7 separate regions of the Homo sapiens genome follow, and regions 2, 3, 4, 5, 6 and 7 are each linked to region 1. The links are chromatin loops, found by intact Hi-C in ENCODE. Cell type or tissue: mammary epithelial cell. All regions are shown on one strand. Links, peaks and the distances in the headings refer to the core of each region. The heading gives the core; the rest is flanking DNA.

What was found. Hi-C counts contacts between places; a loop is a spot of excess contacts. Peaks named below come from ENCODE experiments on the same cell type or tissue, not always from the same donor. Only the 100,000 strongest peaks of a DNase experiment are listed, where the experiment ranks them.
Region 2: it touches region 1 in a loop (12-fold over the local background); 19 of 110 quality-filtered maps call a loop at or near these places.
Region 3: a loop joins it to region 1, with 10 times the contacts of the local background. A loop is called at or near these places in 90 of 110 quality-filtered maps.
Region 4: a loop joins it to region 1, with 11 times the contacts of the local background. A loop is called at or near these places in 60 of 110 quality-filtered maps.
Region 5: it touches region 1 in a loop (10-fold over the local background); 83 of 110 quality-filtered maps call a loop at or near these places.
Region 6: it touches region 1 in a loop (7-fold over the local background); 8 of 110 quality-filtered maps call a loop at or near these places.
Region 7: it touches region 1 in a loop (11-fold over the local background); 89 of 110 quality-filtered maps call a loop at or near these places.

What each region holds. Positions count from the first base shown.
Region 1 is chr15:68,304,760-68,308,759 of GRCh38, reverse strand. It overlaps ITGA11 (integrin subunit alpha 11), which reads left to right. Exons shown (of 30, transcript NM_001004439.2): 27 at 1,064-1,174; 28 at 1,317-1,412. Among named protein-coding and RNA genes, the nearest start is that of FEM1B, 29 kb to the right of the region's middle. RefSeq lists a silencer at 1,878-1,967. In mammary epithelial cell, for the core only: CTCF peaks have their summits at 1,923 (motif pointing left), 2,379, 3,406 and 3,832; DNase peaks (open chromatin) are centred at 1,959, 2,479, 2,539 and 3,599; H3K27ac peaks cover 1,257 bases.
Region 2 is chr15:68,873,547-68,878,197 of GRCh38, reverse strand. No RefSeq gene overlaps it. Among named protein-coding and RNA genes, the nearest start is that of SPESP1, 55 kb to the left of the region's middle. RefSeq lists an enhancer at 2,459-3,066. In mammary epithelial cell, for the core only: a CTCF peak has its summit at 2,174 (motif pointing right); a DNase peak (open chromatin) is centred at 2,197; H3K4me3 peaks cover 340 bases.
Region 3 is chr15:68,370,190-68,374,840 of GRCh38, reverse strand. All of the region lies in intron 2 of ITGA11 (integrin subunit alpha 11), which reads left to right. Among named protein-coding and RNA genes, the nearest start is that of ITGA11, 60 kb to the left of the region's middle. RefSeq lists an enhancer at 4,405-4,651. In mammary epithelial cell, for the core only: a CTCF peak has its summit at 2,124 (motif pointing right); no DNase peak of the experiment used is centred there.
Region 4 is chr15:68,548,091-68,552,741 of GRCh38, reverse strand. It overlaps a transcript of CORO2B not described here. Among named protein-coding and RNA genes, the nearest start is that of CORO2B, 29 kb to the left of the region's middle. RefSeq lists an enhancer at 1,595-2,096. In mammary epithelial cell, for the core only: a CTCF peak has its summit at 2,069 (motif pointing left); no DNase peak of the experiment used is centred there.
Region 5 is chr15:68,250,924-68,255,574 of GRCh38, reverse strand. It overlaps a transcript of CLN6 not described here and the pseudogene HMGN2P40. Among named protein-coding and RNA genes, the nearest start is that of CLN6, 24 kb to the right of the region's middle. In mammary epithelial cell, for the core only: a CTCF peak has its summit at 2,464; a DNase peak (open chromatin) is centred at 2,434.
Region 6 is chr15:68,923,119-68,927,769 of GRCh38, reverse strand. No RefSeq gene overlaps it. Among named protein-coding and RNA genes, the nearest start is that of SPESP1, 5.1 kb to the left of the region's middle. RefSeq lists a silencer at 369-569. In mammary epithelial cell, for the core only: a CTCF peak has its summit at 2,702 (motif pointing right); a DNase peak (open chromatin) is centred at 2,689.
Region 7 is chr15:68,380,964-68,385,614 of GRCh38, reverse strand. All of the region lies in intron 2 of ITGA11 (integrin subunit alpha 11), which reads left to right. Among named protein-coding and RNA genes, the nearest start is that of ITGA11, 49 kb to the left of the region's middle. In mammary epithelial cell, for the core only: a CTCF peak has its summit at 1,998 (motif pointing right); a DNase peak (open chromatin) is centred at 934.

The sequences.
Region 1 (4,000 bases), core at 1-4,000:
TTTCTTTTCTTTTCTTTTGAGACAGAGTCTGGCTCGGTCACCCAGCTGGAGTGCAGTGGCACGATCTCGGCTCACTGCGACCTCCGCCTCCCGGGTTCAAGTGATTCTCCTGCCTCAGCCTCCCAAGTAGTTGGGACTACAGGCGCGTGCCACCACGGCTGGCTAATTTTTTGTATTTTTTTAATAGAGACGGGGTTTCACTGTGTTAGCCAGGATGGTCTCGATCTCCTGACCTTGTGATCCGCCTGCCTTGGCCTCCCAAAGTGCTGAGATTACAGGCGTGAGCCACCATGCCCAGCCCTCTAGTCCTTCTTAAAACAAGTTATCCATTTGCAAACTGCTGATTTCTTTGTGATATCATCCCCATCAACTTTTTATAAAGCATCAGTGATTTCACTGTTCTTTCACTCAAGTTTCACCATAAATTTGATGTTTGTTTTTGCTTCAATTTTAGCAGAATTCATGTTGCTCAGATAGGGGCTCTTTTCAAACTGATGTCTTATCTTTCTTAGTGCCTCAAACTAGATCCTGTTCACATAGGTTACAACAAGTTAATACGAGTTTATTTTGGGGCAAAAAAAGTTTTGGAATCCATGCATAATTTTTCCATAATACACATTTTCCATGAACTTTATGAAGACCCCTTTTATCTGATTCAGGAAGTTCCCTGGGAGTTTTTATCATGAACAGAAGTTGGACTTCCTAAAATACTTTTTCTGCATCTGTTGCAGCGATCATAGAATTTTTTATCTTAATGTGTTTATATGGTGATAGGAAACATTTATAGATTCCCTAATGTTGAACAAAAGTTCTGTCCCTGGAATATATCCAGGCCGGTCACAATGTACAGCTTCAAGTGGAGCATCAGATATACCATCCTTCATTTGTCCTTCAGTCATCCCCTGGCAGACGCAATGCACATGTCCCCCACTCCCAACTTTCTCTTTGTCCCCTGTCCTCTGCCCCTGCCCCCAGGAGCAGAGCCCCAGTCGTTCAAGCAGTGTTGCTGCCCCCTGCTCCCCTAGCCCAGCAGCTCAGCCCTGAGACCCATCTTCTCTTTCAGAATCACAGCAACTCTGATGTCGTCTCCATCAACTGCAATATACGGCTGGTCCCCAACCAGGAAATCAATTTCCATCTACTGGGGAACCTGTGGTTGAGGTCCCTAAAAGCAGTAAGTAGAGCCCCTGGGCTGGGCTGGAAGGAAGAAGGGAAAGGGGGCGGCTGTTGGGATGTCTTCCACCTGGGGCTGCCTGGGGAGGGGACGGGAAGAAAAGCTTCCAAGCCAGCTTCTGACGAGCCCTCTGATTGCACAGCTCAAGTACAAATCCATGAAAATCATGGTCAACGCAGCCTTGCAGAGGCAGTTCCACAGCCCCTTCATCTTCCGTGAGGAGGATCCCAGCCGCCAGGTGAGCCCCTGGGAGCCCTGCAGAACTGGGCTTAGGCCGGACAGCTTGGGAAAGGGTTGGCCGTGCTCCTCTATAGAGTTTTCCTACAACCCCTGGCTGCATGTCCCAGCAGGAGAGAATCAGGCAGACCTGTGGGCTGTTAGGGCAGCCGCTGAAAAGAGGGAAAAAAGCAAGACAAAGCCTCAGGGGCAACACTAGGGAAGGTCCAGAGGTCTGGTGTGAACTGAATTTGTGAAGACCAAAGGATGGGAGATGCCTCGGTATCAGCCTCTGTTAGTTGCGTAAAAGCAGATTGTTACAGATTACACTGGCTTCATCCAGGGTCCAGGAAAGGAGTGAGACTCTGTGAGACCCAACGAGAAGTGAGGTCTTAAAGAAAAGCCCATTCCTGGAAGAAGTGGCAAAGGAAGAAAAAAGAAAAGAAATAAATTTGTAAAAGAAAGCAAGCAAGCAAAGCCCAGTCCTGTGGAAATAGACAGGGCAGCCGGGCGTGGGACGCTGCTGCCCTCCACTGGCCACACCCCAGAAATGCCAGCTTGGGCTCCAGGCAAACATTCCTATTACAGAGGCGGAGTAAGCTCCCAACACCACCCCAGGGAGATGCTGGAGAGCAAAGAGGCGGGGTCAGGAAGCATCCCTTATAAAACAATCCAACAAAAACCAATCACAGCCAGGGCAGGGGGATGCCAGGCAGAGGGGTATCAGGATCCACCTAAGGAGCTTTTTTGTTTGTTCATTCATTTGGCATTTGTTGGGTGTGTCTCCTACGGCTTGGGCCCCAAAGGGGAAACAGAGATAAATTAGGCAGACAGGGAAACAGTGACAATAAATGGGTGAGTGCAGTCTGGGGGTGAGCACAGGCCCGGAGGGGAGCGATTCCGAGCGAGGGACATCCCCGGAAAGCTTTCTGGAGACTGTTTGAACCGAATCTTGAAAGATGCTGCAATGTTCCCAGCATCCAAGAGAGGGAGGTGTGGTACAGGCACCCCCGCTCCCCCACACATACCCTGCTCACACACACAGAGAGAGAGAGAGAGAACCCTTCTTCTCACATTGATGCTTGTCTTTTAGGTGACTTTTCCTTCTTCCACCCCCACTCAACCCCCCAAAAAATTCCTCTATACTCTCTGGATGCCTCACTCCCTTTTTTTTTTTTTTGAGACGGAGTCTTGCTCTGTCACCCAGGCTAGAGTGCGTTGGCAGGATCTCGGCTCACTGCCAGCTCCACCTCCCAGGTTCATGCCATTCTCCTGCCTCAGCCTCCCGGGTAGCAGGTATTACAGGCGCCCGCCACTACGCCTGGCTAATTTTTTTTTTTTTTTTTTAGTAGAGACAGGGTTTCACTGTGTTAGCCAGGATGGTCTCGATCTCCTGACCTCATGATCTGCCCGCCTCGGCTTCCCAAAGTGCTGGGATTACAGGCATGAGCCACCGTGCCCGGCCATGCCTCATTTCTCTTTTAGAAATCCAGCAACCCCAAAATTAAGCCCCTGTATGCTGGGCTGTGTGCTAGGTGCTGGCGCTGGGGAGGCAGAGCCAGGTGCCCGCCTTGAGGGACAGAAAGAGCACACATAAGGGCCCTGCCATTTGCTGGCCCCCAGCTGTGTGCTGAACATGGTGACAGACCTCTCAACACTGTGAGGCACTGTCCCCACCCCCATCTCTCAGGTATGCACACCGAGGCATGTGAGATGAGGCAGGAGGGACAGTGACTTGCCTCAAGTTGAACAGTGAGTCAGTGGCCAAAGGAGGGCTCTGTCTGCTGTTGCAGGTGGTCCATTCACTCCACATGGCTCTGTCTGCTGTTGCAGGTGGTCCATTCACTCCACGTGTTAGCTGAGCTCCTGCTACATTCCCGGCACGGCTCCAGGTTCTGAGGATAGAGCAGGGACAAAACAGACAAAGCCCCCACTCTCCTACAGCTGACATTCCAGGCAGGCAATAAACATAAATATAAACGTTATCAACTGGTGATAAGGGCTACCCAGAAAAAGGCACACATCTAAGGGTGGAGTGCCAGGGGGTGCTGTTTTATACAGGGGAGTTGGGAAAAGCCTCTCCAATAAAGTGACATCAGACAGAGACCATGAGGAAGACAGGAGTGTCTCGTGGCTGCGTGAGGGAAACCCTTGCAGGCAGAGGGAATAGCAATGCCTACAGCAGGCACGCCATGGCATGCATGCTGGAGGCCAGGTGGCTGAAAGCTGGAGTAAAGCAAGAGGGAGCAGGAGGTGAGGTCAGCAAGACAGGTGGGACCCGAGAGGGGAGGGCCTTGCAGGCCAGGGCCAGGACTGCACTTTTTACTTTGAGCTTGAGCAGAGCAGAGCAGAGCATAAGCCTGCCTTCCTCGTTAGAAGGATCCCTCTAGTTGCTATGCTAAGAACAAACTGCAGAGGGGAGGCAGTCGGGCAGCGCTGTAGTCTCCAGAGGAGATGTGAGGGCACTCAGGCCCAGGAGGTGGGAGTGGTGGCCACATTCCAGGTGTTTCCAAGGTAGAATGGACAGACTTTGCTGCTGGGCTCCGTGTGGGTGTGAGAGTTAGGGTCAGTGATGGATACATGGCTTCTGGCCTGAGCAGCGCGGAGGGA
Region 2 (4,651 bases), core at 322-4,321, 570 kb before region 1:
TATCCCACACAGCATTTATCAATGTGCTCAGTAAAGCCTTATTAAATAAATAAAGCCTCATGCAACTCTCCTTAAAGCAGAAGGGCCTTCTCCCCTCCAATACTCCTATGCCAAATCTAGTGAAATCCAATTGTTTCTTCAAAATTTTGTTCAAATGTTATTTCCTCTGGGAATCTTCCTCAGACTCGTTTCTTCAATTACAATTTGAAAAATGTTTTACCTCTCTTCTCATAACACTTTAAACACACATTCTTATACCTATAATATAATATTTATTTTATTATAATTACTGCATTTCAATTTGTCGCTTGTCAGCCTTCGCCTCTAGCCTACATTCCTGGAGGACAGGGAGCCAGGCATGTCACCCATCCCTCATGATAATGCAGTTCTTCACACCCACCTAAGCCTTGCAACAGCAGGTACTCAATAGGTATGTCAAATTCAGTTGAAATTAAAAGGATAAGAGAGGTTGTTATATGGAAATTTTTCTACACATGAATCTTCTTTTATGTAATCCCACATGGAGCGATCAATGGTAATTCAGCCACTGAGACAACGTCCCACACAATACTTACTCTTCCTCTTTAAAACAAACCTCTCCTCCCAAAGGGGTTATGATCCTGTTCTTTAAGCTCAGCCATACTCCCTTTCTCTGCTAGACTCTCCACTTATCTATGCCCATCATTCTCCAGGGGGACTTCCTAACAGTGAATTTGCTGGATCAGAGAGAAGAATCTCCATTCTCATCAAGCACTATGTATTATACGCCTTTGCCAATTGGCCTGACGAGACATGGCTCCTTTTTGTTTAAAGTTGCATTTCTTTGATGTTCAGCGCTCCATCTTGTCTTCCTCCTCGACCTTCACGCACACATCTTTTGCTGCCCTCAGGAGCAACACTTTCCTCCTTTTAATGTTTTCACATTACCCTGATGGAATTAACAGGCAATCATCGTCAGTCATCCAGGGATCCGATTGTCCACTTGGGCAGGAGGCCAGAGCCATATAAAAGAAGGCCTACCTCCAACTTCGTGGGCCACTTGCCTGACAAGAGCAAGGAGACTTGAGGCAACTAGCTGTGTCAGTGCATCAGCCTGGCCTAGTTAACTCCAGCTCACTCTTCAGACCTCACTTCAAAAGGCAAGTCCTCAAGCGTTTGCTGACTTCCAGATGCACTCAGATTGTCCTATTCTGAGCTCTAATGATTATTTTTTCATTGTATGTTTATTTCACTAATATTTGTAATTTACATGAGGACAGGGCACTGGTCTTTCTGTTGCTCATCATCTCCTATCACAGTGCTTAACACCTAGTAGGAGCTCAATAAATATTTGCAAAATGAATCAAACCCATCAATTTGTAACTCTAAATGAAATCCCCAGGGCCGGGCATGGTGGCTCACAGCTGTAACCCCAGCACTTTGGGAAGCCAGGGTGGGTGGATCACCTGAGGTCAGGAGTCTGAGACCAGCCTGGCCAACATGGTGAAACCCCGTCTCTACTAAAAATACAAAATTAGCCAGGCATGGTAGCGCATCCCTGTAATCCCAGTTACTTGGAAGGCTGAGGCAGGAGAATCGCTTGAACCTGGGAGGCGGAGGTTGCAGTGAGCCGAGATGGTGCTATTGCACTCTAACCTGGGCAACAAGTGCCAAACTCCATTTCAAATAAATAAATAAATAAATGAAATCCCCCTAGCAGTGGTTATCCCTGTCTGCACATTAAATCACCTGTGAAATTTCTTTTAAAAAAATAATACTAATGTCTATCCCAGCAGTAGACTTTTTTTTTTTTTTTTAAGACGGGGTTTCACTATTATTGCCCAGGCTGGAATGCAACCGCAAGGTCTCGGCTCACTGCAACCTACGCCTCCCGGGTTCAAGCGATTCTCCTGCCTCAGCCTCTAGAGTAGCTGGGATAACACGCGTGCACCACTAAGCCCGGCTAATTTTTGTATTTTGGGTAGAGACGGGGTTTCACCATGTTGGCCAGGCTGGTTTCGAACCCCTGACCTCAGGTGATCCGCCCGCTTCTGCCTCCCAAAGTGCTGAGATTACAGGCGTGAGCTATCAGTAGAGCTTTTAAATCAGAATTTCCAGGTAATTCCTCACGTGCCACCACGGTTAAGAAACTGATGATCTGTGCCAACCTCCTTGACAAGGAAGGCCATTGGCCGCCAGGGGGCGCGCAAACAACACCAATAGTTCCAGAAAGCTACTTGCAGCTACACATGGACTTCTTTGATGAGTTCGTCCTTTCAGTGACAATTTTAGATCTGGATCCGTTTACACACACACACACACACACACACACACACGATCCTGCTTCGTAACATAAAAAAAGTGAAAATGAACATCAGAGGCATGGTGACTTTTGTAGGTTCTGCCCCGCAAGGGCGAGGCAGCATGAGTTTGGATTGGTTTGTTTGTCTTTTTGTTACAGAGTCTCGCTCTGTCCCCCAGGCTGGAGTGTAGTGGCGCGATCTCGGCTCACTGCAACATCCCCCTCCCGGGTTCAAGCGACTCTCCTGCCTCAGCCTCCCGAGTAGCCAATACTACAGGCGCACAACACCACGCCCGGCTAATTTTTGTATTAGCAGAGACGAGGTTTCACCGTGTTGGCCGGGCTGGTCTGGACTCCTGACCTCAAGCTCAGTCCGCCCGCCTCCGCCTCCCACAGTGCTGGGATTACTAGGCAGCATGAGTTTTTAATCCTTGACTGCAGAGCATTGAATGGGCTCCGCGGGCTACATTGTTTAGTTTTAACATGCGAAGGGCGAGACATTCTTGGCTAGGAGGGAATGCAGTGGATGGGCACTAGCCTTGGATCTCTTAAGGCAACCCCAAGTCAATGTCCAAAGTTTTAGGTGCTTTATCTTAAAATTTAACGTGAGCCACTACTCACTTTGTCACCATTAAGTGACAGCTCTACTCCCAAAGCTTTGTGCCCCAAACACCAGCGATCACTTTGCTGGCAGAAGTTTGGTGCCAGAATACCCGACTCTGTGCCTGAATAGTCAACTCTTCTAACTTCAGGGCCTTCTGTGCACCAGGCCCGGTGCTAGGAATTTGAGTACATCCACACATTAACTCGCTAGCTTTTAACTACCACCCTGCAAAATAGCTAGTAATGCCCCATTTTACAGATGAGGAAACCTGAGCTCAGAGAAGTTAAGTAATTTGCCCCAGGGCACACATATCTTCCGACTCTAAGGCGGTGGTTATAGCCAAGTCAGACAAACCTGGGATCCCAACTGCACCACTGACAAACCGTATAAACTTGGACAAGCCGTGTCATCTTCCTGAGGCTCCATTTCTTCATCTGTAGGAGGCAGTGTTATGAAAATCAAATAACATACATGCACGCAGCTGTTCAGATCCCTGAACACAGAAGGCACTTCATAAATAGGTATGTCTACCTGTGTTTCTGTCTATCCTTTCTTCTTTCCTTATTCTTTCCAACCAGAATGAGATGGGTTATCAGTTGCTGGCTCTGAAAGGGAGCATGGTCCACCATTCTATCTTCTGAATACTTCCAGCTCTGGCACTCACTGCTGTGTGGGGGGGCCCCACTTCTTTACCTTCCCCTAGATATAAAGGTGAGTATTAGGAAGAATTCCAAGATGGTTAAGTGTTCTGGATACTGAAACACTTACCAAGAGAGGAAATTTCTTCTCAGGAAATTCGTAGTTCATCTAGTGTCTGGCTGGACACGTGATTGCCCAAAAGCAGGAGGTGGGGTCTTCACATTGTCCTTCTCGAATATACCCCACAAGAATTTCACACATTATAGCAGTTGCCCTCTAAAATTTTTCGTTCTAAATTGTTTGTTGTCTGTCATGGGAGTTGACATTTTTAAAGAAAACTTTCATAATGTTCTTTTAAATATACACAATGGGGCCGGGCATGGTGGCTCATGCCTGTAATCCCAGCACTTTGGGAGGCCAAGGTGGGCGGATCACCTGAGCTCAGGAGTTCGAGACCAGCCTGGCCAACATGGCAAAACCCCGCCTCTACTAAAAATACAAAAATTAACTAGGCATAGTGGCATATGCCTGTAGTCCCAGCTACTTGGGAGGCTGAGGCAGGAAAATCACTTGAAACCAGGAGGCAGAGGTTGCAGTGAACTGAGATTGCACCACTGCACTCCAGCCTGGGGGACAGAGTGAAACTCCATGTAAAAATAAATTTAAAAAATAAAAATGAACAAATAGATACAATGGAAAATAATTGCTATGTAATTTGATTTCCATTATCTATTTAAAACATACATGAGCTAGCTTATCCTTAACAGTCAAAAATGTTACATCTTTTTTCCTCCTTCAATTCAAAATTTTACATAAAAATATATCTTTATGTTTCAAAGTTTTTTAAATTGATTACCATATTATCCTTATGTATAACTAAAATATGGGAAATTTATTTTAATTTTAAAATTTCATATGATTCTAAACATTAAAAAAAATCCAGATTGAGTTATCATTGCAAGTATCATCTGTATAAAATTAAACAAAACATCAAGTTATAAATTTTTTATTAGGTATAAAATGTTGAATTACATTAACTATATCACGTTTAAATTGTATTAAATTATACACATATTCCTTAATGAAATAGGCTTTTGTTTTTCAGTTAGTTCATATATGTACGGAAA
Region 3 (4,651 bases), core at 276-4,275, 66 kb before region 1:
AGGTTGAGGCCTTGCAGAGGGAGGCTGTGAGGCCCATCAGGGAGGGGATTGAACCCACATTCTTCCCTTCCTGGGCAGTCCATGCCAGCCTCTGGTCTCAGGATCTCCTGCAGAGGCAAGCTCATCCTTGGAGGTTCCTTCTTCCTTCCCCTAGCATCCAGTGAGCTCAATTCATGGCCTTGGCTCATTTCATCTGCTGGGGAGCTAAGCTGCTCCTGCCTGCCTCAACAGACACAGCCTGTAAAAGCCTGACTGGGCCTAGAGCCCCAGCCCTTGCCTCTAGGCTTTCTGCCCTCCATGGCTTGGGGGAAGCACCACCCTAGGAGTCAGGACACCGTGTACTAGTCCAGCTCTGCCACTGCCTGTCTGAGGCCTCAGACACAGCACTTCTCTCCCTGGCCTTGGATCCCACATTTGAGGCTGGCCCAAGGAACCTGCATGTTTCCTCCCAGCTCTGATGTCTCGAGGCCTGTTCCCAGGTAACCAGAAACATCTGGAATGCAGGGTTCCCTGTCTAAGCAGCTGTTATATGTGGGATGCACACAGGACAAAAGGGTTTCTGTTGCCACAAGGCTAGGCCAGGGGAAAGTTTTATGCATTCAGTTAAACAACAAGAGAGAAATAATATACATGGTGCTGGTGATTCCACCCACCACTTACTCAGTAAGTCCAGGCCCCAGGTGGAGCATGAGCTAGGGGATATGAATCTGCTTCTCCCTCATTGGTCTTGGTTGCCATGTTTCTCTTATAGCATAATAACATATGGAATTTCTAAGAGTAATTTTAACTATGTGCACTTTTTTGCCTTGTACACTCTAAACATTAGGATGTTTTAAGTTATAAGTACCTAAAAACTCACAGACTTACTATGCAGTAAAAGGTAGTCATTGAGCCTATGTCTGAAAAGCCCAGTGGTAGTTAGGCTGCAGGTACAGTTTGATCCAGGGGTTCAAAGCATCAGCAGGACTTCAGCTCCTTCTCTTCATGCTTCTCTCAGCTCTCCCACTGTCAATGCATCAGCTCATAACCCTCATCATCACAAGGTGGCTGCCAACAGTTCCAGGCCTTGCATTCACTCACTACAGCATCCAGAGAAAAGAGACCACCCTGCTACCTGCATCCCAAGCACAAGTCTTGAGATTCACTTGATTGGGGAGATTTAAGTCTTTGTCCCACCCTGACTCAATCACTGCAGCTGGGGGATAAACTCTCCTAACCTGAGCTATGTGCTCCATCCCTGCAACTGGGAATAGAGTCAGAATCCCTGGATCCTCAAACAGAAATGAGTACTGTTGGGAAGGAGGAAATGGAAACCAGGGAAGCAGTCAACATTGACTTTAGCATGGAAGCTGGGTCACTCCATTGAACTCCTATGCATGGAAAGTACTCGATTTCTCAACAACCCTCTTTCCAAGGATTGAATTCAGGGGCTTCTCTTAGGCCTGAGGCAAAGCCAAAAGCCCCCACAGTTGCTCCTGCTGCAGACTGTCACACAGAAGGTTAGGTTGGTCACTGGGCACCTCTTTGCCGAGTGCCTTCAGGACCACCCTACTCTGGTGCAGTAGGGCAGTCCAGGACATCTTAGACCTCAAGGAATCATGACACTACAACATTGGCCACACCAGGCAGCAGGGATTACAAGCCAGTTTATGTGAGAAAGGCCAGGGTAATCACCGACGGCTTCCTGGAGCAGGTGGGAATTTATGCTGGATTTTAAAGGGATGATCTCCAGGGTGGGGTACACACACCACAGGGACTATGCTGGACTGTATACTGCAGTACAGAAATAAAATAAATGTGAGTTCTATTTAGGTTTATATTTTATCTGAAAAAAATAGAATTACTAACATTTAATATACAGTTTATTAAAATTGGACAGTTTATGCTGGTATAATTTACATATACACTTACACATAATTAGGGGTACATATCATCTTTTTTCTTACAGGAGATTGAATTTTAAAAGTTTAGAGACCAAAACTGCCTGGAAGAATGGAGCTGAGGATAAGCAGAATTCAGGATGAGTCCCCAAAGAGCCTTGTTGGAGAGGGTGTGAGGTAGAGTCAGGTGGGAGGGCACTGGAGCCAGGGGCCCTTTGTCTTAGTCTGGGTCCTGCAGGGAGCCAAGGAGCCCAGCAGAGGGCTTCCAGAGTGCCATGTCCGGCCTTCCAGAGTGCAGTCTCCACAGGGACCATCCTCTCTTGGCAAGGCCCTTCTTAGAGGTTGGTCAACAGGGAAAGGGTCCTACAGGGCTGTGGCTGGAATGTCTGTTGCCCATTTTCCCATCCACCGAAGCCCTGCTCCCTGCGCCTCCGCAGGAAGAATGCTGGGAGCCCGCAGCCAGTGACTCACAGCACACAGCCAATGGAAAGGGCCGGATGCTCGCCACGACCTTTGGGGTTTGCTGTGCCGTCTGGTGCCCACGCCAGGAGGTATAGGGTATCAAGCCCCCGAGAGGCGTAGCAGGCCCTGAGGCTGCAGAAGGCTGTATAAGCCTGAGGCTGCAGGGGGTGGCAGGGGCTGCCAGACCCCAGGCAATTTGGCTGGTCTCAGTGGTGACGTGAACATTTTCCCTGCGCTTCGGCAGTTATCCTCTCAAACTGGGACTGAATCATGTCCTCCAAACCTCAAGCCCAACAGGCACACGTAATGCCCAGACTCAAGAATGGAGAGAAGGGCTGACCCAGGCCCTCTCTTCATGGCAAAGAAACATTTGGGGCAATGCAGAGGAAGCTGTCCCAGGAGAACTCCAGTCCCAGCCCCGCAGCAAACCAACTGTGGGGCTGGGTCAGCTCCCCTCTTGGGGCCTCAGTTTCTGCAGCTATATTATGGCGACAGTAAGCCCTGCCCTCCTACCTCATGAAGTACTATGGACTCCCAGAGAAATGAGGTCTGGGAGAGTGGAGATGGGACCCAGGGAGTGGCCCTTGTTCTTTGAAAAGGACAAAACCGGTCTCATTGCAAATTTGAGGTCACAGTGACTTAGTGAATTTACTACCAGATTGTCCCATCTCAGCCACTGCCAGGACACGTGACTTTTCGGAAGCCACCAGTCTTTGCGCATAGCTTGCCTAGATATGGCCCCTTCTGTTTCTCGGTGCCTTTCTTTCTTTTTCTTTTCCCCGAGATAGAGTCTCGCTCTGTCACCCAGGCCGGAGTACAGTGGCATGATCTCGGCTCACTGCAACCTCCTCCTCCCAGATTCAAGTAATTCTCCTGCCTCAGCCTCCCAAGTAACTGGGATTACAGATGCCCACCACCACGCCCAGCTACTTTTTTTTGTATTTTTTAGTACAGACGGGGGTTTCACCATGTTGGCCAGGCTGGTCTTGAACTCCTGACTTCAGGTGATCCACCTACCTCAGCCTCCCAAAGTACTGGGATTACAGGCATGAGCCACTGCACCCAGCTGGCCGTGGCTTTTCTAATCTAGAACATGCTGCGCCTGATTCTCCCAGAGGCACCCTGAGAGGTGCTCCTCCATCTGGCAACAGTGCCCGGGAGGAACGTGTCCCTCAGGAAGACTTGGTCACGTGTCAGGTTAACCTTGAAAACTGGAGCAGCCCCAGAGAAGTAAGCTTAGAGCCCAGGGTTCTCTTACTGACCTTTTTCTTTCTTTCTCTCACTTTCTCTCTCTCTCTCAAGAATGGAGCAGCCTTGACCACACAATCACTTGCAGAATTAAGTAGCCAAAAATCACCTCGTCTAGACAAACAGATGTTATGGGTCCAATTAATTTCTGCCGGTCAAAAATAGGCGGGCTTAATAAGGGGATATATATAGAATCTGCCATCATCTGGCTCCCCAGGGGAGAAACCTCAGCTCTTATTTCATAGACGCTTAATTTCAAACAGAGTTCTATAACTCCCACTTCAGACCTGGCTTTCCTTCCTGACAGCGCCAAGGTGGACCGGGGCAGGGAGAGCAATGGACCACAAGAAGCCACTTAAGTGCCATGCAGCCCGAGCCTCCCGGCCACCTCCTCCCAACCATCTAACTCCGCTGGCATGTGGTGGCTTCTTCTTTGGGCCATGTCACCAGGCAGTGGGAAGCTGCTGGAAGAGCAAGGTCTAAAGAGCTCCAGAAAGTCCAACCTGTCCCTGTGCCCCAGATCCCACCATCATCTGTTCTCCATCCCTCGGGATCGAAAGCCTTTCGGGGCTCTTGTGGGCTGTGGTGTCCCCTCCCACACACAGTACCGCTGTCCCTGGGAAGGGTTACCGTTCTTAGCCACTGTTAGTATGTGGCCTGAGCAGAGAGCCAGACCGGCACCCAAGGCCTAGAGGGCCCCAGGTGTGCCAGAGTCACGTGCCACAGACCCAGTGGGCAGGTCAGAATCCTGGGACACTCTGGGCCCCCGTGATGGGGCTGCTCTCTGGTGGGTGAGAGATGAGGCGTAGAGGGCCCTGGAGAGCACTAAGGACAGGACCTGGGGACCCTCCAGTCTGAGGTAGAACTCTCCCCAGCATCAGTGGGGGTGAGTCCACAGCCGCACCTCCAGGGTCGCAGGCTTTTCCTCCAGGGCACGGCCACCGGGGCTTGGCCGGGCCAGGAAGGAGTGGCTGCTCACTTTTCCCTAGGTACATGTAAGTAAGTAAGCCAGGTGTGTTAGTTCCTTACGGCCGCCATAACAGATGATCACAACCTGCGTG
Region 4 (4,651 bases), core at 250-4,249, 240 kb before region 1:
TAGCTGAAGGAAGCATGCGATTCTATGATGAGGAGTGATGGAGAAGGCAGGGAAAGAGGGAGGAAAGGTCTTCATCACGGTATAGGGGCCTCCAGTGTGTGCAGGAGGCAGTCTGCAATGGGGGAGGACATGGCTCCAGCCAGCTGGTTTTAAAAAGACTGGAGACTCGTAGGCACACACTCTGCACACAGACTCCCTCTGATGGGGTTGTCACCGAGGCAACAGATAAAGCTGGTTACCCAGCAACAAGGCCCTGCCCCCCCCACCCCCCCGCGTCCTCCTATGGCCATGGCTGCCCCTTGGGAGTTTTATGCCCTTTCTAGATTGCACCAGTGTTTAGATGGAACCAGATTTCCTCTGTGTCCAAATACCAAGGATAAGCAGATGAACAGGGGTCCTTTTGTGATTCTTGTGGTCAAGGGTCATGGATGAAGCATCAGAAGAGATGGGGGCCAAGGTGTCCCAGGCTGGGAGAGCAAAACAAGAGGATGTTTTGGCCTAATTTTTCCTGGGTGCTTTAGTTTTTCCATTTGTACTAAAGTACCCCTGGAAGAATGCCAGTCTGGGATCAGGAGACCTGGTTCCAGGGCCTGAATCTGCCTCTCACTTGCTCAGCATTTTGAGCAAGCAGCTTCCCCTCCTTGGTCCTCAGTTTCCCTATCTGTGAGAGGACACTTTGGGGATGCTGATGACCAAAGCCCCTTCTGGGTTCCAGAACCTCAGGGGTAGAGAAGAAGCAGGCATCTCCGTGCTCCCTGCCAGGTCTCCCCCGGCCCCCACCCACCCATCCTTGCTGCCATGTCTGGGTCTTGATGTATGGGAGGAGAGGGGAAGGTGGGCCATCGGTTCTGGGCCTCACTTCCATGAAGAACCCCAAATAGACTTTAGATCTCATCATCAAAGAAGTTTTAAGAGTCATTGTCATGTTTTATAAGTGAAAAGTATTAATTTGTCATTATAAACATTTAAATTAAACTGCAGTTTTTGTAACTCTATTTGCCACTTTTCATTTTAAAAATAGACCTTAGTCTAAAGGATAGAAGGCGCCAGGCCTTTGTCCATCTTCAAGAGCCCTGGTTCCTGCTGCCCAGGGTCCCTCACAGGGGCTCTGGGGGTCTGGGCTGCCTTCCGTGGGAGAAGGAAATGACATAAGACCTTCAGAGGAGTAAGGTGGTTGGTTAGGGCCAGGGCTGTGGGCACAGGAGGGGCCCAAGTGTTGAGGAGATTCACTCCTCAGGAAAGAGGAGGCCGGGGAGGCCCAGCTTGGGGACAGCCTCCGGGAACAGTTGTGGTGAGCTGCGCCTCTTCACCCACAGCCCAGTGGGAACTTTGAGGCAAGGCTCTCAAAGGTGAGATGAGCTACCCTCATGCCAGGTTGGGCCTGGGCCTGCGGGGAGGACCCCTGGGGGTTGTTACCTGGACCTCCTAGTTCCCAGCCCTTTGAGAGTTAGGGGTGAGGTAGGCTGGGGGTCAGGCACTCACACAGAATGAGCCCCCGAGAGCATCCTGGCTCCGTGCCCTGTGAGCGGCCCCTCTCTCTCCATCACACCTTAGTTTCTCCCCACGGCACCCCTGTCTGCCCACTTTGGAAAGCGAGTGCTGGGAAAGGCTGAGCGAGGACCTCCATTCAGGGTCACCCAGGGGCGGTCAGCCTGGGCCCTCTTCCCCCCAGAGAGTCAGGAACCTCCTCTCCACCAAGACACACACCCAGTGTGCTGCGAAAAGCTGGTCATCCCAACCTCTCTGAGGATCCCACGCCCATCCTGGGGGTGGGTGGGGTAGCCCATAAGTGGGAGGGAGACTGGAGGTGTGGGGAGGCTCAGGTGTCCCCCTCTGGGAGGCAGGTGGGCTGCGTTCGAGTCCTGGCTCTCTCATGGCTGCAGGAACACAGTACAGCCATTTTAGTCTTGGGGTCCCCCTTTGGGAAATGAAGAGGCTGAGCCCTCCAGAGCCGCCTGCATCTCAGATGTGTTCTGGCTCCCAAGCCACCCACCTGCCTCTTGGAGAAAACCTTCCCGCAGAGCGCCTGCAGGTAGATTTGTTCTGAGACAGCACCACCTGCTGGACATTCTGGGTAGGACGCCTGTCCCTTCTAAGGTGAACCCAGAATCCCAGAACTCGGGGGCGACAGTAATAACGGTCCCTAAAAAGTACCATTGCATCTTCCATACTTTATACTTGGATCATATCATTAAATCTTTACAATCGACCATAAGAGATGGGTGCTATCGTGGTTCAATTTTATAGATGATGAAACTGAGCTTGAGAGAGGTTAAACAACTTGCCTAAATTGGTCGGGGTGTGGCTGAAATTCAGTGCAGTCATTCTGACTCCTTAGCTCCAGAGATCACTAACCAGGCCCCTGGCTTTCAGAAGGGGTCCTGAGGCCCCTGGTGAGCTACTTGCCAAAACGTCATGGCAAGTCAATGACAAAGGTGGGAAACAGACTAAATCAACTAGCTGGGGCATTACATCCCGGGGGTTCTTTTAAGCTCGTCTTTGGGGTCTGACCCACTCTGTATTTTCATGCTGGTAAGAAAGAAGCAGCTTCAAATTCGCCCCAGGCAAGCGGGTTTCTCCTTAGAGCACCCCCAGCACACCTGAGACCCCGCACGCTCCATCCACCCCTCAGCTGATTCCACCTTCCGCAGGTTTGGAAAACCTACCAAGTGTGGTTTGCAGCCCGCAGGAAGCAGGAAGCAAAGAACTTGCCAAGATTGAGAGAAGCTAAGTAACTTGCCCACGGTCACCAGCAACTTTATTTATTTATTTATTTATTTATTTATTTTATTTTATTTTTTGAGACATAGTCTTGCTCTGTTGCCCAGGCTGGAGCGCAGTGGCACAATCTCAGCTCACTGCAACCTCCATCTTCCAGGTTCAAGCAATTCTCCTGCCTCAGCCTCCCAAGTAGCCAGGATTGCAGGCACATGCCGCAATGCCCAGATAGTTGTTTTGTATTTTTAGTAGAGACAGGGTTTCACCATGTCAGCCAGGCTGCTCTCGAACTCCTGACCTCAAAGGATCTGCCCACCTCGGCCTCCCAAAGTGCTGGGATTACAGGCATGAGCCACTGTGCCCAGCCACCAGCAATTTTATGCAGCAGCTGGGAACAGAATGTAGTGACCCAGCTTCCAGCTCAGGGCTTTCCCATTCCATCCTCCCCATGGTCCCTTCACCCTGACTCACAGGGGGCCTGGGCTGGACCAGTCAGGGCTTAGCCAAGGGCCAAAGTGGGAGCAGGAGGGAAGGAGCTGGAAGTCCATGCTCAGGACAGTAGGAGGTTTTGGTACCACGAGAACAGACACATAAAAACAACCAGCCAATCCATAAAAAGACAAAAACCAACCAACCAATTAAAAAAAAACCCCAAACAATCCCAGATCATGGAAGACCCCAGTGTAAACTCCAGGAAGGAGGACTGACAAAATTGAAAAGTGCTAAAGCAAATTCTCAAAGAGCTGCACACTACATAGCAATATGGCCTGTGAGCTGCAGTTTTACTGTAAATGGCCGTTAAAACAGAAAGACCAGAGGTAATATACCAATACATGAACAGTGGTTGTTTCTGAGTAGTAGGATTGTGATTTTCTCCTCTTCTTGACAGTCTATATTTTCTAATTTTTCTGCAAAGATTCTGTATTGCTCACGTAATAAGAAAAAAATTATTTGTAGAAAGGAAGGAAGAAGAGGAGTATCTTTATGGTTTGGGAAAGAGGAGAAAGAATTTCTGAAACAAAACATAAACCAATAGGAAAAAATTTAACAAGCTAAAGATATTTGCCATATATATAATCAACAAGGGACTGTGATATGATATATAAAGAACTCCTGTCAATCGATAAGAAAAAGATATACAACTTAAGATAAAAATGGACTAAGAATATATGTATAGGTAATTTGCAGAAGAGGAAATCTAAGTCATCAATAAGCACATGAAAAGTTGTTCAACCTCACTGGTTGTACCACTTCTCATTCATCATGTTGGCAAGAATGGAAAAGTCTGAAAGTATTGAGTATCAGGAAAGATTTGGAGACATTAATACTCTCATATGCTGCTGGGAGGAGTGTAAATTAGTAAGACCGCTTTGGGGAGAAATTTGACAATAAGTAGTAAATTTGAAACTGCACATAGCAGTTTTGTTTTGAGATATATTCCTAGAGAAACTTTCATATGTACGCACAGGGAGATGTATGTGCTGTGGTGTGCTGGAACTGACTTGTACAGCTTGCAAGACTGATAGTGTTCAATTCTTCCCAACTCTGCATTTAGTGATGTCCTGTTGGCAGCTTGAAATCAGTCATGGCGGGAGTGTTTCAAGACAGCTGATGGTTAAACATTTGCCAGAACACCACTGCAAATAGGTTATTTGCAGCTTTGTTTTTAAGAGAAAAGCATTGGCTAGTCTAATGTAGACTGGCCATTAGTAGAAGAACAGGCGAACAAAATGTAGTATTCTTATTCTATAAAATAGTGTACAGAATTTAAAAGAAAAGAATTAGATGTATGTATCAACATGGATTGATTTTTTAAAACACACACACACACACATATATATATATATATTTTTAAGATGGAATCCTGCTCTGTTGCCCAGGCTGGAGTGCAGTGGCATGATCTTGGCTCACTGCAGCCTCCGCCTCCTAGGTT
Region 5 (4,651 bases), core at 366-4,365, 54 kb after region 1:
CCACTATAAAACCCAAATGAAGTCCTCATCTGATGCTCTGAACAGGGAAAGTTTAGAGTGAGGTTGATAGTTCATGTTTAGCATGTTGTTTAACAATGTTTCATGAGCTGACCCTGACTTTCAGGAAGTGAAATGAAAATGGCAGAATTTATCTGAAGATCCACAATCTAGAAACAGAACCACTGCTTTTTTGAGGGGTTCCATCTCAGTGGCATCACTGGAAAGGCTAGATTGCCTGACACACCAGTAACCAATTATTGGGGGGGGTCAGGTCCAACAGGTGTCTGGGTTTAAGGGAGTTAAATCTATGCTGAAAGGTGGAAAGGGAGAAGAGGACATAGAAAGGAATTTGTTTTTCCGTCCCACGAGGCTTTTGTGCCAAGGGACCTTGTGTGTCAAAGTCAGGGAATCCCCCTTCCTGGGAGCCAAGGGCAAGTCTCCCAAAACTAGAAGGGAAAAGGGTTTTCCCCACATCAACCTAGCTTCGGAGACATTCTGTTAGTGACATATGCCCCTTTCCCAAAAAACACAGTGAAGTGTTCTGTGTGCTAACAACATAGCTTAAAAAAAAGGTAAAACAAAATTCTGCATTTTTGTAAAACTTGATAAAAAATAGCATTTCAAACTGTACAGTCACCAGAAGTACACAGTTATCAAAAATGCACACACTTCACTTGGCATCTGCAGCACCTTCAGCTTTCTGTGTCTGGTCTGTTTGGGCATCTCCATTTTCTGCAGGGTTATTCCCCTCCTTGCCAGCTTCAGCTTTTCCCTTTTCCCTTTTGGTACCTTCTCTCCCTTCTTTGCAGGGGCCTTTTTAGGTTTGGGCTCTGGCTTTGGAGGAGCAGGTTTAGCAGAAAACCTCGTGGATCTTCTCTGTGGTTTGTCCTTCATCTTGGTTTTATCTCCTTTAGCATCACCTTCAGCCTTTCTCCTGGGCACGGTGGTGGCGGCAACGGCGGCGGGACATAGGCGCTGGGAGCGTGGCTTTGATCTGTCCTGGGGTCGTTCTCACCTCTTTTTCACACTGCTCAAAATATTATCATTTCAACATGTAATCAACATTAAAATTTATTAAGAGACATTTGACCTTTTTTCATACTAAGTCTTCAAACTCCAGTGTGTATTTCATACTTACAGCACATCTTATTTCAAGTGCTCCCTTGCCACGTGTGTCTAGTGCTATGGTAGCAGACAGGGCAAGTCTAGAGAGTGAAGCTGCAAGTGGGTGGCTCACCACCATCCAACTTAAGAACGAGAACATTACCTGCTCATGCATCCACCTGTATGCTCCCTATGCCCCTTTCGTATCGTGCTCTCTCTCCTCACCAGAGATAATACTGGCTTGAATTTCATGTCGACCATTTTCTTGATTTTTAAAAAAATATGTAGTTTTGGCCGGGCGCGGTGGCTCACGCCTGTAATCCCAGCACTTTGGGAGGCCGAGACGGGCGGATCACGAGGTCAGGAGATCGAGACCATCCTGGCTAACACGGTGAAACCCCATCTCTACTAAAAATACAAAAAAAATTAGCCGGGCGCGGTGGTGGGCGCCTGTAGTCCCAGCTGCTCGGGAGGCTGAGGCAGGAGATTGGCGTGAACCCGGGAGGCGGAGCTTGCAGTGAGCCACTGCAAGCGGAGTTTGCGCCACTGCACTCCAGCCTGGGCGACAGAGCGAGACTCTGTCTCAAAAAAAAAAAAAAATGTAGTTTTATCATAGGCATAGGTATTACCAAAGAAGATATTGTTTAGTTTACTTGAGATTTATAGAAGTTAGACTTTATGCTGTTTGTGTGTCGCCACTGGTGGCATAATATCGGCGGCTAAAAAAGAAGTATCTGCCGACATTTGTGTCACTGTCACATCAATCACATCATGTGAACAAGCTATTTGGCACCAGACTTTCTGTGAGTGATTTTGATGACTATTGCATTGCTATTTTAACATTGATTGTTACTAAATTTTAAGTATTACTTTATATATTGCAATAGTGTCATCAGACATTATTAAACAGTGGTTCTAATGCTAGTGGTGAAAAACACAGCTCCAAAATGTTAGACATAAAAGTGCAAGTTAGATGTGTCAATTGCCATGAGGGACTGTCCTCCCGCTCCATGTTATTAATTTAGGAATGAATGCCTTGGGAAATATTGGAACATTCTGAGAAATAAAACTCAGCATTCAAACAGAAACACTTCTAAGTTTGCAAAAATAGTTACATAACCAGGCAGAAAGAAAGGAAAAATAAAAACAAAAAACCCGGTCACGTGGCTGCAAGATCCATGCCACAGTGATGTACGCCTGAGATGCTGTGGTTGTGCATTTAAACACTCTGAGCACATCAAGCCCTATTTTATATGTATCCGCATGGGGAAATTAGAATGCTGCTAGAAAGCTATTAGGTACATGTCCATTTACACCAGCCTTTCCCATTCAGGATTTATTTCACTAAGGTGCTAGCCTGCCATGTAGTGGCGAAAGAGGGAAACTACAGCTCTCTTAAAAACTATAGTATTTGATACATCAAAAGAACAAATGCAACATGAAATGAAGACTTAGAAACTCGCCATTCAACTTAAGAACTAGAACACTGCCTATTCATGCATCCACCTGTATTCCCCTTTCCTGTCTTGCTCTACCTCCTCACCAGAGGTAATACTAGCTTGAGTTTCAGATTGACTATATTCTTGATTTTTAAAAATATGTAGTTTTATCATAGGCATAGATATAACTAAACAAGATATTGTTTAGTTTACTTGTTTGAGCTTTATGCAAGTTTGACTTTATTTAGTTTTCCACAGTTTGCCTTTTTCATACATTATATTTGACCAGGTTGATGTGTGTAGCTATAGTACATGCACTCTGTGAATATATCACTATTTTTCCATTTTCCTATCAGTAGACATTTGGTAGACCCCAATTTTTGGTAAATAGTACTGCACTGAATATTGTTATGCTTGTGCAAGAACTTCCCTGCAATATATCCAGTTCAATTTTACAAAATATTGCCAAAGTGTTTTTCAAGATTGTACCAATTTACACAATATTGGTGGTATAAAAGAGGTTCCACTGATACATATCTTCACCAGTACTTGCTACTAAATTTGTTAATTTTTGCCAATAGAGTTGGAATAAAATGCTTATTGTGGCATTTATTTATATTTACCTGATTGTCAATGAGGTTGAGCATCTTTTCATGTTTGTTGGTAATTTATGCTTCCTTTTTTGGTAAAGTGCCTATTCATGTATTTTGCTCATCTTCCTACTGGTTTGTCTTTTTCTTATTTTAAGATTCACACAAGACCGGGTGTGGTGGCTCACGCCTGTAATCCCAGCACTTTGGGAGGGCAAGATGGGTGGATAACCTGAGGTTGGGAGTTCAAAACGAGCCAGACCAACATGGAGAAACACTATCTCTACTAAAAATACAAAATTAGCTGGGCGTGGTGGTGCCTGCCTGTACATCCCAGCTACTCGGGAGGCTGAGGCAGGAGAATCGCTTGAACCCGGAAGGCGGAGGTTGCGGTGAGCCGAGATCACGCCACTGCACTCTAGCCTGGGCGACAGACCAAGACTCCGTCTCAAAAAAAAAAAAAAAAAAAAAAAAGATTCACACATACACACACACACATACACACGCACATGCTAGATCTTTTTGTCAGTTCTACATGTCACAAATACCTTCTTCCAGTTTTGCATTTTTGCAGTTAACAACCTTGCTGGACTCTCTTATTAATTCTAATAATTTGTCTGAACATTCTTTTGAGGTTTTCTATATATGCAATTATATTACCTACAAATAATGACAGTACTGTTTTCTGTCTTACCCTTCACCTTATTGACTAGAAGGGGTGATAGCAGACATCTTTGCCTTATTCTGTTTGTTTGTTTGTTTGTTTTGAGACAGTGTCTCACTGTGTCACCCAGGCTGGAGTGCAGTGGGGCGATCTTGGTTCACTGCAACCTCCAACCCCCAGGCTCAAGCGATTCTTCTGCCTCAGCCTCCCAAGTAGCTGGGATTACAGGTGTGCACCACCATATCCAGCTAATTTTTGTATTTTCTGTAGAGAAGGGGTTTTGCCATGTTGCTCAGCCTGGTCTCGACCTCCTGAGCTCAATCCATCCACCCGCCTCTGCCTCCCAAAGTGCTGGGATTACAGGTGTGAGCCACTGCGCCTGACCTTGTCTTAGTCTGCTCTTAATGGAACAATGTTTACAGTGATCTACCATTAAGAATGATGAAGATTATAGGCTTTTTAAAAATAACCTTTAACAATAGGAAGTTTCATTTTATTTCGGCTTTACTAAGAGCTTTTGTCATAAATGGATGTTAACTTTTACTGAATGCCTTTACTATATCTATTGAGATAATTATATAACTTTTCTCCTTTAATCCATTTAATGTGATGGACTAAAGTTATGGATTTGATGTTAGAGTATAAGAATGATTTACATTCTTATACTCTTTGGATAAATCCAGCTTAGCCATCATAAATTGTCTTTATTACATAATGTTGGATTCAGTTTCTTAATATTTTGTTTATAGTATTTACATCCATGTTCATCAGAGATTCTGGTCTGTTATTTCCTTTCTCATACAGTCCTTGATTAGTTTTATATTAAGTTTATACTAACCTCATACAGAGTTAAG
Region 6 (4,651 bases), core at 399-4,398, 620 kb before region 1:
AAGGCAGGTATAAATTAAGATAATTGATTCAGATATTTTAGGGTGACACTATAGCTAGTCAACAAGGGATTGTTATAACTTGTGCATTACTATTTTGATTGGGGGTTGGAGAGTGTAATAAAGCTCTGTGGATTCTTCATAGTCTTTTCTATCTTGCTCACCCTTGTTCTAAAGGTTAGGAAACCAATGTGAAGATTCTGCCTTATGTCCTTTAAATGTACACTCAGGAATTGGGGAAAAAACACTGGAAGGGTTTAGGGTTCCATCGAACTTACTGTAAGGTGGACTTGGGTTAAAATTCCTTTAATTACTTCACCCCTGTAAACCCCACTCTAACCAGTGAACTACTGTGGCATACTGCGATTTTCCTTTTTTTTCAGTGCATATTTATCCCTAGATGATCACTGGTCCCTTTGGAGAAGGCTAGGAGTTAAGAATCACAGCACATACTTATCTCATTGTATTACTACTGAATTCGTCAAGGGTTTCCTGCTTTCCCTTCACTTAGGAGACTGGATTTGTGAAACACACTGCAGTTTGGGGATTGAATGAGGAACTGCAAGTGAGAGGTTCAAGTAGGATGTCTTTTAGGCCCAGAGTTGGAGTCGTTTTTCCCTTGTTTGGTTATAAAAACCCCAATAAGACTTTAGCAGTTTTCATCTTGTTAACCATTAAAAAGGAAACGGTGAAATAGCCAAGGTATATCCTAATTGTGGAATTCCAGTTTAAAAAAAAAAATGTTGTAGCTCTGTACTCCATGGTCTATGTGCTAACATATAAAATTCTCTAAAATATGGTGTTGAGTAAAAAAGTTCAGAAAAACACATATATCCACTTATGCAAAATTACACCAGTTACATATTTCCATGAATTCATCTGAAATCATTCTGGAAGGAAACACAGTAAGCTGATAATAGTGCTTACTTCCAGAAAGAGAAATGAGATTGGAGGAGAACAGGGGATTTTGAAGGGAGAATTTTGCTTTTTACTTTTTCTTATCCCTTGAATTTTTTGAAGCAAGATTACTCATGTAATTAAAAATAGAAACAGTAACTTTTTACAAAATCTAGTGAAGAAAGGAGGGCTAGTGGTAGAAATGTCTTATTATGCCTCATGTTTTCCTTTACTGACTTCACTGAAATATTTTTGAAGTGGCTAATTCACTACCCAGAGAAAAGTAGCCTGCATTTCTGCTTCACCTCTGGATTCTGTAGACTGTTTTGATAGGTAATCAAACAGTATCATTTACTGTTATGACTTTTTTTCAGGGATGTATTTTATCTCCCCTTTATAGTTGTTTTTATGCTGTCTATTTTACACAACACCTTGCTGGTGCTCAATAAAGACTTAATAAATAGCAACACATGCTCTTCCAACCTAAAGGAAAAGAATCCTTCCCCACTTTCCCCCACCCTCTTCCCCTAGAGCTGTCAAAATTCTGTTTCAAGGCTCAAATGCCACATCTGCTGGGAATCTCCCCTCCATCATCCCTCCAGTTAGAATGTATCATATCTTCCCTATCCCATATTTTCATAATGCTGTATTGTAGCCATTATTTCACCATAAATTCTGTATTTTATGTTTTTACAAGCCAGGCTTCTCTAGACCAAGGTCTTTGAGGGAAGGAATCTGATCTGAGTTATCCCTGCATCACAACCTCCTAAAACCCAGCCAAAGTAGTGTGCATTCATCAGGTGCTCAATAAATGCATATTTGAGTTCAATTGAAATCAAAAGACTGGGAATTTTTATAGAATCTTAAAAAGATCGCTGGGAATCTTGTAGAATTTTTACAGACCCTTAAAAAGAGCTAACAATACTAACCCAGCTACAGTGACAACTTCCAGCACAATCTTCAATCTCCAGAAGAAACTCCTCATCTCGAAGTGTCTTAACTCTATTATTTAAGTCCAGGTGAAACGAATAACAGGTGGTCTCATCTGTTCTTCTCTCTGTATATCATGCAAGTAATTCTAGACAATAAATTCCTGATTGTGAAACCACTATGTCAAAATAAATGTACCAGTTTGCATATCCATCAATAGTATAGTAACTAATACTGAGTGGCATCATCTTTGAAGACCAGTCACGTCAAGTGCCATATCTTGTTTTAACCTGTTTGACTTTGTTTTTCAGTGTAGCAAAGTGTTCTGCCTACTCTCCCTGTTCCCACCTTGGATTTTCCCTGTATTCCTTCTAGTATACATCTAACCCCACACTTACTGTTTTTTATTCTTTCTCCTGTTAACCCAAGTGATGAGTTAATAGGCTATGGGTTAGCCAGAGCTATATTTGTCTCCCTAGAAGAAGTATATTTGGGAAGTCCCTCCCCTCTTATCTTAGGTCACTTCCTTAATCCTTTCTTACCCCGCCCACCCCACCCCCCTCCCCGCCCCGTCCCGCCCCGCCCCATTCTCCTGGGACCAATGCACTGAGCAGCTAGGACCACAGCTCTAGCTTAATTAACACCAATGCAGTTTTTTACATCTCAGATCTCAAACATCATGTCTTAACAGCTCTTGGCCCCATGTGTGGAAAAATAGTTGAAATTAAATACTATTAAATGAATGAATACCCCAATCCCTCCATGCATTTATCCATCCATCCAACTATTCATACATCCACTCTGCCCTTGTAAAAATCACTGTAACATTATCAGCATGAGAGCACCGGCAGCTTTGTCAGAGAAGGACTTCAGCCACCCGGGGGCAGTAGAGCCTCACCAGTGGCTGGGATGGCACTTGTGGTTACATCAGAGCATCTCTCCAGCTGTGACTCTAGAAACTGAATTTTGATTTTGCTGCAGTAGATCATGTTTTGCTATTGTGTGTTTTGCTTTACTCTCATGCACTTGGAACGTACCAAATAGCATGTAATAATGTTTAAGTGATTTAATAGTAATAGCCTTTGTTTTCCAAAGAAGATTTTCTTCAGTGCCGGCTACGTAGAAGAATGTTACATCCAGTCTTTTCTCTGACAAAGCTAGTCCACATGCAGTTACATTATAGATAGTCCTTGGCTGAAATCAATTCATGAAATGAGACCTGGGAGCACACAGAAGAAGCAGGCTGACCCTTGGGAATGCCCACTGTCTGCACGATCTGCCCCACCTGATGTAGGCAATATACACTTTTTAAATTTTTTAAAAATTGTATTTTTTTAACTTTTATTTTATATTCGGGGGCACATGTGCAGGTTTGTTACATAGGTAAACTCGTGTCATGGGAGTTTGTTGTATACATTATTTTATCACCCAGATACTAAGCCTGACATCTGGGCCCTGAATAGGCTCTGTGGGATGTTTTTGATTAATAAATGGATGGCAGAGGAATCCTGGAGTGTAGATGGTGATCGCTGGGAAGGGGTTACAAGTGTGTGAACCTCACAGGATTTTTAGCTCTGTCCAGGAAAACCCTCTTTCCTGTTGACTCTACCAAAGTCAGTGTGCATCCCTGTGAAAGTCTGAAAGTATAGCTGGGGACTTACAGAGATGCTAGGACAATGATTTATTGTCCTGTGGACTCATCCAACTAGGAGGGTCCTGGAATTCTAAAGGAATACTCAATACAAATTTAATTTGTATTCACTTAGCTTTTGTAAAATTATGTCCTCACTAAATAGAAAGATTCTTAAGGCAGAGACCATGTCTTTTTGTGTTTGTACCCCAGGGACTTTTCACAGTGCCTGGCAGAGTTTGGACACTACGTATGTGCTGAATAATATGTGAAATTTTCTGATGGGTGCCACGAAGTCAAATAGAAGATGACTTTGGGTAAGGAGAACCTTAATCTCTGAATCTCATTGTGCTTATCCCTAAAATAAGAACCCTTTGTATTTGAATTATGCTTAAGTCTAAACCTTACATATAGATCAAATATATTTCCTTTTACACTCACAAGCATACTGGGAGGGTAGGCTAAACAAGTGCTGTATGAGCATCCCAGTTCCACAGGTGAGAAAACTGGGACTCAGACTAAAAGACCTAGCCAGGTCACTCAGCCACATCCTGATGAGCTGAGACTACAAGACCCAGGTCTTTTGACTCTCAGTACAGCACACTTTGACTATACCTTTGTGGATTACAGGGGATAATTGGACTAGTCAGTCTCTTGGAGACTTTCTTCTAGCTTCAGAAATGGTTCTCAGGCCACACTGAGAATTAGTTCAGAAACTTTTTAAACATAACCAATAATCAAGACTGTGTGGTATTGGCAGAGGAGTAGACACATGTATCAATGGAACAGAATAGAAAAATCCAGAAATAGACTACACAAATATGTCCAAGTGATTTTTCACAAAATGCAAATGCAATTAAATAAAGGAAGGATTGCCTTTTCAATAAATGGTACTGGAGCAATTGGATGTGCACAGGTAAAAACATGAACATCAACCTAAATTTCACACTTTATATAAAAATTAACTCAAAATGGATCACAGGTATAAATCCATAAAACTTTAAGAGAAAAATAGGAGAAAATTGTTATCAGCCAGGTCCAGGTCTGTTCTGCCCATGCACAGTAAGTCAGTCACAGTCACCTGGATTTGCAAAAGACAAAATATTTATTTACAAAGCTGCCAGGTGAGGAGGTGGGAGACCAGCTCTCAAATCTGCCTCCCCAAAGATGAGGCTTAGGGATATTTATGGGTTAGGG
Region 7 (4,651 bases), core at 415-4,414, 76 kb before region 1:
CCCAAACTAAATTCTAGTTGGGCTAAGGCATCCATCCTTTTACAGTGGGTTTAGGTACTGACCTTCCCAGATAACAAATTTGCATTTTCACTAGGGTCTTCCATGTCTAAAACCAGAGGCCAACTATGGTGGAATTTGGGTTGACTGCAAAGGCAATCCCTGAAGAGTAAATCCACAAAACCAGCCGTGGAGCCTAGGCCCAAGAGTGTTGCCCTCTGGCACTGCCACTTCCTCCTCTCCCAACCCAGAGGTTTCCCAGCTCCCATTGCAGTCCTTTCCCACAGGCATAGAGTGCTGTCTCGGGGCACACACAGGCCTTCTGCCTCAGCAGAGGCAGCAAAGGCATGTCCGAGTAGCTCCTCACTACAGGGAGAATCTAGGCTTCGAAATCACAGAACTGAGCTCCCTTCCCAGCTTGGCTACTTTCCAAGCAATGGAAACTCAAGCACATCACATCCACTTTCTGGATCACAGTTTCTTCATCTGTAAAATGGGTATGGTGATGTGAATCCCAAAGGGTTCTTATGAGGAAGAAATAGGAGATGGTGTTTAAGTGTCTACCATGGGGCAGAGGCTGAATGAGTGAGTTCCCTACACTGGCCTATGCCCTGGAGAAAGGGTATGGTGTCCAGGGACAGGTTTTGAGGAAAGGGCCTCTGGGGCTTGTTGTTTGAGCAGAAAGATGCATCTTACACAAGTCTGCCCTTTTTCATCAGTGACAGTGCAGGCTGCCAGGCCTGGGGCAGCCTTGGTTGTTGCTGTGGAAGCCTTTCTGAGCAACATCCTTTGCTCTTTTCCTGGCCTGGGCCCCCAGAACAGGCTCCCAACACCACAGCACATAAACGCTCTCCGCTATTTTCTCTTGGAACAAATAAAATCCGGCATCATGACTCATTCTGGTTAAAGGATAAGTCACTACAGAAGCGAAGCCCAGGATAGGATGAACCACCCAGTGCACGAGAGATAGAGGGAGAGATAGAGAGGGAGAGAGGAAAAACTGTATTCGTGGGGAAACGTTGGCCCAGGGCCCCAGGCCAAGCCACCCAGCAGACCTTGGCAGGCACACACAGACAAGAAGAAAATGAGCTGCAGAGGGCTGGGAGAGTGGAAATCCAGACATTCGTCCTCACTGGCAGGAGCTGGGGCATCTTCAGGCCCTCAAATGCACAAAGCAGCAGTGAGAATGACCAAGGAGAGCACAGCAGCCCCAGAACCAAGAGCGAAGTCTGGGGCACTGTGGATTTAGGATGTGGCCTGCAGACAGCTCCTAAGGTTCCTTGCATCTCTTGGGTGATTTTTTTTCCTCTTCTCTCCTTGCTTTTTCATTCTGTCTCCTTTTTTTTTTTTTTTAATGCCAAACCACACAAGAAAGTCCCAGAAATTGAAGAGATGTCAGTGAGGGTCCAGGAAACTTCTGACACACACACAAACTGGTCAACCAGAGATGGAGCTAATCTCAGCTCCACCCTCTAAGGCCTCTAAGGCCAGTCCTCAGGGCCATAGAACGTCCTTAGTGCTGAACTCGGAAAGGCAGGAGTTCAGCCATTGCATGCTTTTAGAGGTAAGACGCACAATCTCGGTAGTGAAAATATTGAAAAGAAAGTCTCCTTGTTACTAACTTCCAAGAAAGAAAATAAATTTAACGTGGGCAGTTCAGGAAAGCCAGAGGGGTTTGCCAACTCAGCATCTTTGCCACCCGTCTCTTCCCACTCCCCCACCAGCCTCCCCCTACAGCAGCCTGTGGGCTCCCCACAACCTCCTTTCCATTTCTGCAGCCAACACCATTTGTTCTGCGATGCCAACATCCTTCCTAAGTCCAGTGAAGGAGAGGAAATGGGAGCTTTCCACATGAGGTGGAGAATAAAGAAATGTTGAAATTCCCTGTATCTTGAGAGTGGCTTTCTATAACTTCATAGGTTTGAATTTTCAAGGCTGGTACTGTTTTTAATTGCTCCTTGGCACTTTATGTGCAATGATCATAACTGACACTAGGGGGTGCAAGATAGCCCTCCAATGGCTCCTCTAGTCAACCATTGAGGCTTCCTGTAGATATCACTCAGGGTAGCATGTGCTTCCATTCAGTTAGGCTATAAAATGTGAAAAACAGAATTTCTTATTGAAAACCACAAGGTGCAATGTGCATGTTTTAAGGTTATATACAATTAGAAAAACAAATGAAGGTGCCATAAATGCCTTTTCTCACTAATTTTAACTATAATTAATCACTATCTAACCCTTGTTTTCTGCAGGCTTGGATAAAATACCTCTTTCTAACTTTCTCTGACTCCTTCATGAGGAATCAAGGGCTCCTTGGGATTTCTCTTTTTTTTTTTTTCTTTTTTTTGAGGCAGAGCCTCGCTCTGTCGACCAGGCTGGAGTGCGGTGGCATGATCTCGGCTCACTGTAAGCTCTGCCTCCCGAGTTCACGCCATTCTCCTCCCTCAGCCTCCCGACTAGCTGGGACTACAGGTGCCCGCCACCACGCCCGGCTAATCTTTTGTATTTTTAGTAGAGGTGGAGTTTCACTGTGTTAGCCAGGATGGTCTCAATCTCCTGACCTTGTGATCCGCCTGCCTCGGCCTCCAAAAGTGCTGAGATTACAGGCGTGAGCCACCACGCCTGGCTGCTCCTTGGGATTTCAAACTCTTTCAAATAGCTTTTCTTTTTCAGTGCCTTCTCTTCCAAGCAACCACAAAACTCAGACACATAACCAATAGCAAGATGCTTGTTATCAACCTGAGGCCATCTTGACAAGGTTTCTGTCATCTTCTGTTGAATTCCTGCTTTCCCTCTTGAATCTTTTCTTCCTGGTTTATCTGTGATGAGTCACCTTGAGACAATAATGTAGACAGACATGGAAAGAGAGTTGTAGAAAAAGCCAATCAAGAAAAATGGAAACTGGAATGGGAAAAGGAAAGAAGAAAGATGAGATGGAAAATAAAATGCCAACAAGAGAGAAGAGAGGGAAGGGAGGCTGTGAACCCCCAAGGGTAGGGCTTGCCTTTATTCATCTTGGCCTCTTCAGGGGTTGGCATAGGCCCACAGATGGTGAAGAAGAAAGGGAGGGAGAGAATGGTTCCAGACGTCTGGATGTGACCCAAGGTAAATCTTGGGGAAGCCCAAAGCTGGATGTCCTTGTGTTAAAGGGTCTGGAGACCATGGCCCCTGGATGGGAGAAGTTGAGATTTCTTATTTTTTTTAATTTTCCTTGCAAAGTTTGGAAGGGCCCCGCTAAAGTGAACTCAGGCAGGAGACCAGGTGAGTGGTGGCTGGTGGCCCGGCCCAGCTCCGGGATGGCTCACCCTGTGACAGCAGATCCTCTCTGCAATTTCTCTTCTGCCACTTTCCAACTGCCGAGCCAATGATTTTATAACCCAGGAGGAGGACATTTCCAAAAATGTAATGACACACTTCACCCTCCAATGAAGCTAGCCCACAGCCTTTTTGTTTCTTTATGGCTTCTTGAAATAAGAATAAGTCTATAAGAATGACTATTTGTCACAACACAAAGGGAGAGGAGAAAAGTAAATCTGAGCTTTGAACCAGACAGAAAAGACTTCGAAGCAGTCCATGTAAACAATGATTCCCTAATGCAACCCAAGGCCGGCTTCTGTGTCCTCTGCGCTCCTGCACTCCATCCACCTCCCAGAGGTGGGGCGAGGCCTGGGTAGGAGAGTGAGGCCGAAGAGCTGCCCCTTAACTAGCTGGGTGACTTCGCCTCTCTGTGCTGTAGTTTCCTCAGCTTCAAAATTGGAATGTAGCTGGGTGCGGTGGCTCACGTCTATAATCCCAGCACTTTGGGAGGCCAAGGTGGGCAAATCACCTGAGGTCAGAAGTTCAAGACCAGCCTGGCCAACATGGCAAAACCCCATCTCTACTAAAAATACAAAATTTAGTTGGGCATGGCAGTGAGCGCCTATAATCCCAGCTACTCGGGAGGCTGAGGCAGGAGAATCGCTTGAGCCCGGGAGGTGGAGGTTGCAGTGAGCCAAGATGATGCCACTGCACTTCAGCCTGGGCAACAGAGCAAGACTCTGTCTCAAAAAAAAAAAAAATTGGAATGCTGTCTCTGCCTCAGGATTGAGAAGATTAGGTCAAAGTCAGGGATACCTGTAGCGCAATCCCTGGTACCTAATAAACTCCCCCCAGAATATTCATTCATGCATCCATTTATTTGTTTATTCATATAAAGTGCTTTGAATGGAGAGGCACACATGTCCCACTGTTTATTTCTTGGTTGGGCATCCTGTCCTCTATTCCCGTATTATCTGTTTTCCATCATCTTAAAGCCTGGTGATCACCTGATAAAATAATCCAGGGGTTCCCAAAGCTGGCCACAAAACAGAATCACCTGTGAAAGGTCAAAAAGAATACAGATATCTCAGTCAAGTCCAAGAATTACAAAGACAGACCCTCTAGAGGTGGTGCCTGGTAATCCCTATTTTCAAAATCCCCAGGTGAGTCTAATGCCCAGCCAGGTGCTGGAATCACTGACTTAATTTTTTCTAAGAGGTCTGTGAGTTCCCATGGATCCATAGGTTAACTCCGTTCCAGGCTTACACTGAGAGTGGCCCTCAGTGCCTGAATCCAAAGAGGGATGACCAATGGCAAGAAGTTAAGAACCCCAGAAAGCAGGTAGGGGCAACCTGAC